2 separate regions of the Homo sapiens genome follow, and region 2 is linked to region 1. A link is an interaction called in ENCODE POLR2A ChIA-PET data of the cell type or tissue named here. Cell type or tissue: MCF 10A. All regions are shown on one strand. Each heading gives the region's core, and the rest is flanking DNA. Links, peaks and the distances in the headings are about the cores only. Region 1 holds the start of LIX1L (limb and CNS expressed 1 like). Region 2 overlaps RNF115 (ring finger protein 115).

Evidence for each region. Peaks named below come from ENCODE experiments on the same cell type or tissue, not always from the same donor. Only the 100,000 strongest peaks of a DNase experiment are listed, where the experiment ranks them.
Region 2: POLR2A ChIA-PET joins it to region 1 with 6 read pairs; 2 of 35 experiments call an interaction of 5 or more read pairs at or near these places.

What each region holds. Positions count from the first base shown.
Region 1 is chr1:145,956,396-145,959,305 of GRCh38, forward strand. It overlaps LIX1L (limb and CNS expressed 1 like), which reads right to left and starts at 1,622. Exons shown (of 6, transcript NM_153713.3): 1 at 1,241-1,622. The coding sequence starts at 1,532. RefSeq lists silencers at 1,277-1,556, 1,587-1,676. In MCF 10A, for the core only: no CTCF peak of the experiment used is centred there; DNase peaks (open chromatin) are centred at 1,136 and 1,676.
Region 2 is chr1:145,789,594-145,792,503 of GRCh38, forward strand. All of the region lies in intron 1 of RNF115 (ring finger protein 115), which reads right to left. Among named protein-coding and RNA genes, the nearest start is that of RNF115, 33 kb to the right of the region's middle. In MCF 10A, for the core only: no CTCF peak of the experiment used is centred there; no DNase peak of the experiment used is centred there.

The sequences.
Region 1 (2,910 bases), core at 162-2,661:
GATAATAATCATTTTTAGGTTATATGTCATTTGCAATGTCTCAGTCAATCCATATTGTAACCCTTGAAGAAACTGAAGCTCAGTGAAATTAAGTCCCTTCCCCAAAGATTTGGCTGGTAAGTGACAAAGATCTCCAAAGCCTGTGTGTGCTCTTTTCACTAAACTTTCTTAAAAAAAGAAAATCTACAGAAAAGCCCTGTAACTTTTCTCTGTATTATTGTTAAACAGAAAGTTAAAGATATAGTCACTTCCAGGTCAGGCAGGACCTGGCCAAGCAGACAGAAGGGATGTCTTGTAAATTCCAGGCTTAAATTCTGTATTCCACACCCTTCACTATATATTCCTTATTACTTACACTATAAATCTGGAACTCAAACTCAGACAGGAAACTACCCTAGTTAAACGAAAACAACAAAGAAAACCCTCACATCCCTCTTTCCAGAAATTAACGAAGTTTTCTAACTGAAATAGAGTTTCTAACCTGGCACATTTCCACAGAATTTAACATTGAAAGAGCCAAGGCCTGGGATTTATCCTCAGTTCCTGGGCAAGGGCCAGGAAAACACAGCCAGACAGAAAGGCTGGAGTTGTGAGTCTCCATACTAAAAAAGATACCAAAGTAAGGTACTGAGCCACAGGAAGCTGCTGTGAGTTCAGTGGTACAGGTCCGGATTTAAATACACAATTACTATGAGTGACTTGTGAAGGCACTACCTAGTTCCCCAGTAAATCTGAAGTTGCACTGAAATTTCAGAGTGAAGGTAAGTAAGTAAAGAATTTAACAGTCAAGGTTAAGGGGCTGGAGCAAATTAACAGGTGAGTCCAGGAATTGCAGAGATCACAGAGGAAAGACTGAGAGGGTATGGATGAGAAATTGGATCTGAAATAAAAGACAGGATCCCACACAATGAGGACTGGTTCTCAAAGGCAGAGAGATGTTAAGGTATTAAGCTGGAGGAGGAATTCCATTTCTAAAGGAGAAAAGCTTAGGAAGAAAAGAGGATTGTATCTGAAAAAGAGTCCCTGGAGAATATATTAATAACTCAGTAAAGGGGAGGAGGTAGGAGGCTTAAACGTGTGTATGAGTGTGTGCGTCTGTGCGTGTGCGTAGCCCAGAAGGAAACTCCCCAAAAGGAAATGCATGTGAGGGCTCCACGCCAGGAAAAGCGATCCGGAGGACTGTGGGAGCAAGGCTCCCTTACAGAGGGTGTCGCGCAGGAGGCCAGACCCGCAGACTCACCTCGGCCATAGCCCTGCGTGTGCTTGGCGAAGCTCCTCACCACGGCCTCCACGGCCTCTCGCAGCACTGCCGGGCTGCCGGCGGCGCCGGGGGGCAGGGGTAGTCCTGGGGCCCCAGACAGGAGCAGCGGCGGCGGGGGCGGTGCGGGAGGCGGCGGGGCAGGCGGGGGGCCCGCAGGGGGTGTGGCGGTGGCGGCCGCGGCCCCAGTCACTCCGGGCCGCAGCGCTCGGAGAGTGCCCCTCCCGCTGGTGCCCACACCAGGCTGCAGCCGCTGCGCTCGCATAGTCTCCATCCCGGCCGCCAATGGAGTAGCGCCCCGGAGCCTGCCAGCCTGCCGAGCTAACGGTCCCAACCACCCCAGTCAGCTAGCGCCTGGGGACTCAGGGCGGTGCCAGGGCCGAACCTTCAGTCAAGTGGGGGCGGGGACGAGCTAGGTCCCATGCCAATCACCAGTGATGGGGCGGGAGCTGGAGGGCTCCTGCTCCGCCATAGGCAAATTATTGAGGAGGGTGGGGATTCTCAGAACCAATTGCAAAGAGAAAAAGCGTATCCTCTGAAAGGCAGACGCAGAGCTTCGGCGCGTCTTTGGGAGTCCTGTGGCAAGCACTAGAAAGCAGGACAGAATCTTGGGGCTGGGCTTGAAGAAAAAAATGGGCCTAGATGCAAGATTGGGGAGGATTGCAGACAGAGTAGAGATCATTTTGTCCTACCATTTCATTTCACAGATTGCAGGTGAGGATATTGTGGCTCAGAGAAGTAATTCGACTTGTCCAACATCATATGCAATTGGTGGTGGAGCTAAGGCAAGAAAGATACTGACATTTAATGAACATAAACTATGCAATGTACTGTAGTGCATGTCTTATTTACAATCACAATCACTAACTAGATTTTGTTATTTTAGGGATAAGGAAACAGATGCTGAGGGAAGCTAGAAAAATGGCCAAAATTAAATAGCTAAGAGATGGCAAAGTGGAATTCAGAGTTTAAGCATAGGTGTTCTGATTCCCAATATTTTTATCTTTTTACTATGCCACATTGTTGGGTAAATTTCTGAGTTCACTTATTCTAAGTAGAGGAAGGGAATAAGAGAGAGTGGGATGGGCAAGTCTCTTTGCCTCCCATTAGAGTGAGAAAGAGTTAGGATACATGCAGAAAATTAGCAAACTGAGAAGTCCAGTTGGGGGAATTAAGAAAATTACCCTTGTTGGTATAATATGTCAGACTGGGTTCCTCTGATTACTTTGCACACACACACACACTTGCACACATGCACACACACACACTCTACATACCCTTTATCATGTGGTCACCAGGCCATTTTTGCTTAGGTGAGATTATATTAACTGCTTCCCCCCATCTCTCCTACAGTGGCTCAGAAATCAAAGATGGGGAAATAGAGGCCAGAAGTAGAAGAAAATAGAAGAAACACACTTGGTGAAATGAAAATTAGACCCTGAATAAAAACTGTGAGTAGTCAAGAAATAGGAAGTTTCAAAAGGAGACAGTTAATCTACTGGGATATATCTGCTGATGATGGAGGGAGGAACTCTTTGTAGGAACCTTAAAGAATTCAAGGTTGGACATAGAGGAAACTGGAGGAAATGAAATCCTGTCAAATGCCTTAAAATCTTCAGGACACAGGACACTTGCCTTTTCTCTATAGAAAA
Region 2 (2,910 bases), core at 262-2,761, 170 kb before region 1:
TTCCATGTTGGTCAGGCTAGTCTCGAACTCCCGACCTCAGCTGAACTACCTGCCTCAGCCTCCCAAAGTGCTGGGATTACAGGTGTGAGCCACCACACCCGGACTTCTTTTTTTTTTTTTTTTTTTTTTTTTGAGATGGAGTCTCGCTCTCTTGCCCAGGAGCTAGAGTGCAATGGTGTGATCTCAGCTCACTGCAACCTCCACCTCCTGGGTTTAAGTGATTCTCCTGCCTCAGCCTCCCAGGTAGGTGGGATTACAAGCCCCTGGCTAATTTTTGTATTTTTAGTAGAGACAGGGTTTCACCATGTTGGTCAGGCTGGTCTCAAACTCCTGACCTCAGGCGATCCACCCGCCTCGGCCTCCGAAAGTGCTGGGATTACAGGCACGAGCCACCACGCCCAGTCCCGGCCTAGTTTTTTCTATTATACTCTGGCAAATATAGAATTCCATAAAATATTTGCAGAATTGCTTCATAGCTACCTAAGTGGTTTCCACTGACAGCTGAAAGGTAGAGTGTCAAAGATTTTTTTATTTTAAAATTTAGGTTATTTATTTGTTTATTTAGAGACGGAGTTTCACTCTTGTTGCCCAGGCTGGAGTGCAATGGTGCGATCTTGGCTCACCACAACCTCTGCCTCCCAGGTTCAAGAGATTCTCCTGCCTCAGTCTCCCGAGTAGCTGGGATTACAGGCATGCAACACCACGCCTGGCTAATTTTGTATTTTTATTAGAGACGGGGTTTCTCCATGTTGGTCAGGCTGGTCTTGAACTCCCGACCTCAGGTGATCCCCCTGCCTCAGCCTCCCAAAGTACTGGGATTATAGGCATGAGCCACTGCGCCCGGCCTTTTTTTTTTAAGACAGAGTTTCGCTCTTGCTGCCCAAGCTGGAGTGCAATGGCACGGTCTTGGCTCACTGCAATCTCTGCTTCCCAGGCTCAAGCCATTCTCCTGCCTCAGCCTCCCAAGTAGCTGGGATTATAGGCACCTGCCACCATGCCCAGCTAATTTTGTATTTTTAGTAGAGACGGGGTTTTACCATGTTGGTCAGGCTGGTCTCGAACTCCTGACCTCAGGTGATCTGCCTGCCTTGGCCTCCTAAAGTGGTGGGATTACAGGTGTGAGCCACCGTGCCTGGCCTATTTTTTTAATTAGAATGAATTCATCGTCCAATTTTTTCTTCAAATCTAACAAAAAAGCTCCACTATATACATATCAACGCAGTAAAACATTATAATAATGATGGGTATAGAAACTGCTACTTTTTAGTCTGGGCGCGGTGGCTCACGCCTGCAATCCTAACACTTTGGGAGGCTAAGGTGGGCAGATCACTTGAGGTCAGGAGTTCAAGACCACCCTTGCCAACATGGTGAAACTCCATCTCTACTAAAAATGTAAAATTAGCTGGGGTGTGGTGGCGTGTGCCTGTAGTCCCAGTTACTTGGGAGGCTGAGGCAGGAGAACTGCTTGAACCCAGGAGGCAGAGGTCGCAGTGAGCCCAGATAGTGCCATTGCACTTCAGCCTGGGCGACAGATCGAGACTCTGTCTCAAAAAAAAAAAGTAAGAAACTGCTACTTTTTACTATGTAAAGAAAGAGACTACTACTTTTTACTGTGTACATACAAAAGACATAAACTGGGCCAGGTGTGGTGGCTCATGCCTGTAATCCCAGCACTTTCGGAGGCCAGGCAGGCAGATCACCTGAGGTCGGGAATTCGAGATCAGCCTGACCAACATGGAGAAACCCCATCTCTACTTAAAAAAAAAAAAAAAATTAGCCATGGTGGCACATGCCTGTAATCCCAGCTACTCGAGAGGCTAAGGCAGGAGAATCGCTTGAACCCAGGAGGTCAAGGTTGGAGTGAGCCAAGATCACGCCATTGCACTCCAGCCTGGGCAACAAGAGCGAAACTCCACCTCAAAAAAAAAAAAAAAGAGAAAGAGAGACATAAACTGAATAACAGCATAAATCAATTTGTAGACTAGGAACAATGAGGCAGTACAATATTTCTATTCTATCTTCTGTTTATCAATGGTTCCAAACAAGACCTAACAATTCTCAAATACCCTACAGAAATGGCAATTCAAATAACCAAAACAATTCCATTAATTCAATTTCTATTTCCTTCAGTAATACATCTTTCTTTTAAGTAATATCAAGCTTTGGGGATAAGAATACACTTTAGAGACTGCCTTATAATAATTTTTTAAAGTATATTTTAACTACCTATTAAAATAGACCTGAGAAACACATTTTTTTTTAAACCTCATCCTAGACTCCAAAGGCATGGGAAAGACATTTTCAACCATTTTGTTTCTTTTTTATTTTTTATTTTATTTTATTTATTTATTTTTTTGAGACAGGATCTCACTCTGTTGCCCAGGCTGGAGTGCAGTGGCACAGTTTTGGCTCACTGTAGCCTTGACCTCCAGGGCTCAGGCAATCCTGCCGGCCTCAGCTGGGACCACAGGCACATACCATGACCAGCTATTTGTATTTTTGGTAGAGATAAGGTCTTGCCACGTTGCCCTGGCTGGTCTGAAAGAACTCCTGAGCTCAAGCAATCTGCCCACCTTGGCCTCCCAAAGTGCTGGAATTACAGGCATGAAACACTGTGCCCAGTTCAACTATTTTCTTATGCCATATAGTTTCTGAACCCTAAATTTTGTTTTACCTGAAGATGATGTAAGCTGTATTTGGCTCTTCAAAGAAAGACAGGATGGTAATTCAAACACTGAAACACTTTTTTTCTAAAGAGATGGGGTCTCATTCTGTCACCTAGACTGGAGTGCAGTGGCACAATCACGGCTCAAGGCAGCCTCGAACTCCTGTGCTCAAGTCATCCTCCCAAAGTGCTGGGATTACAGGCAAAACCCACCATGCCTGGCCCTCAAGTGCTTTTTTAAAAGA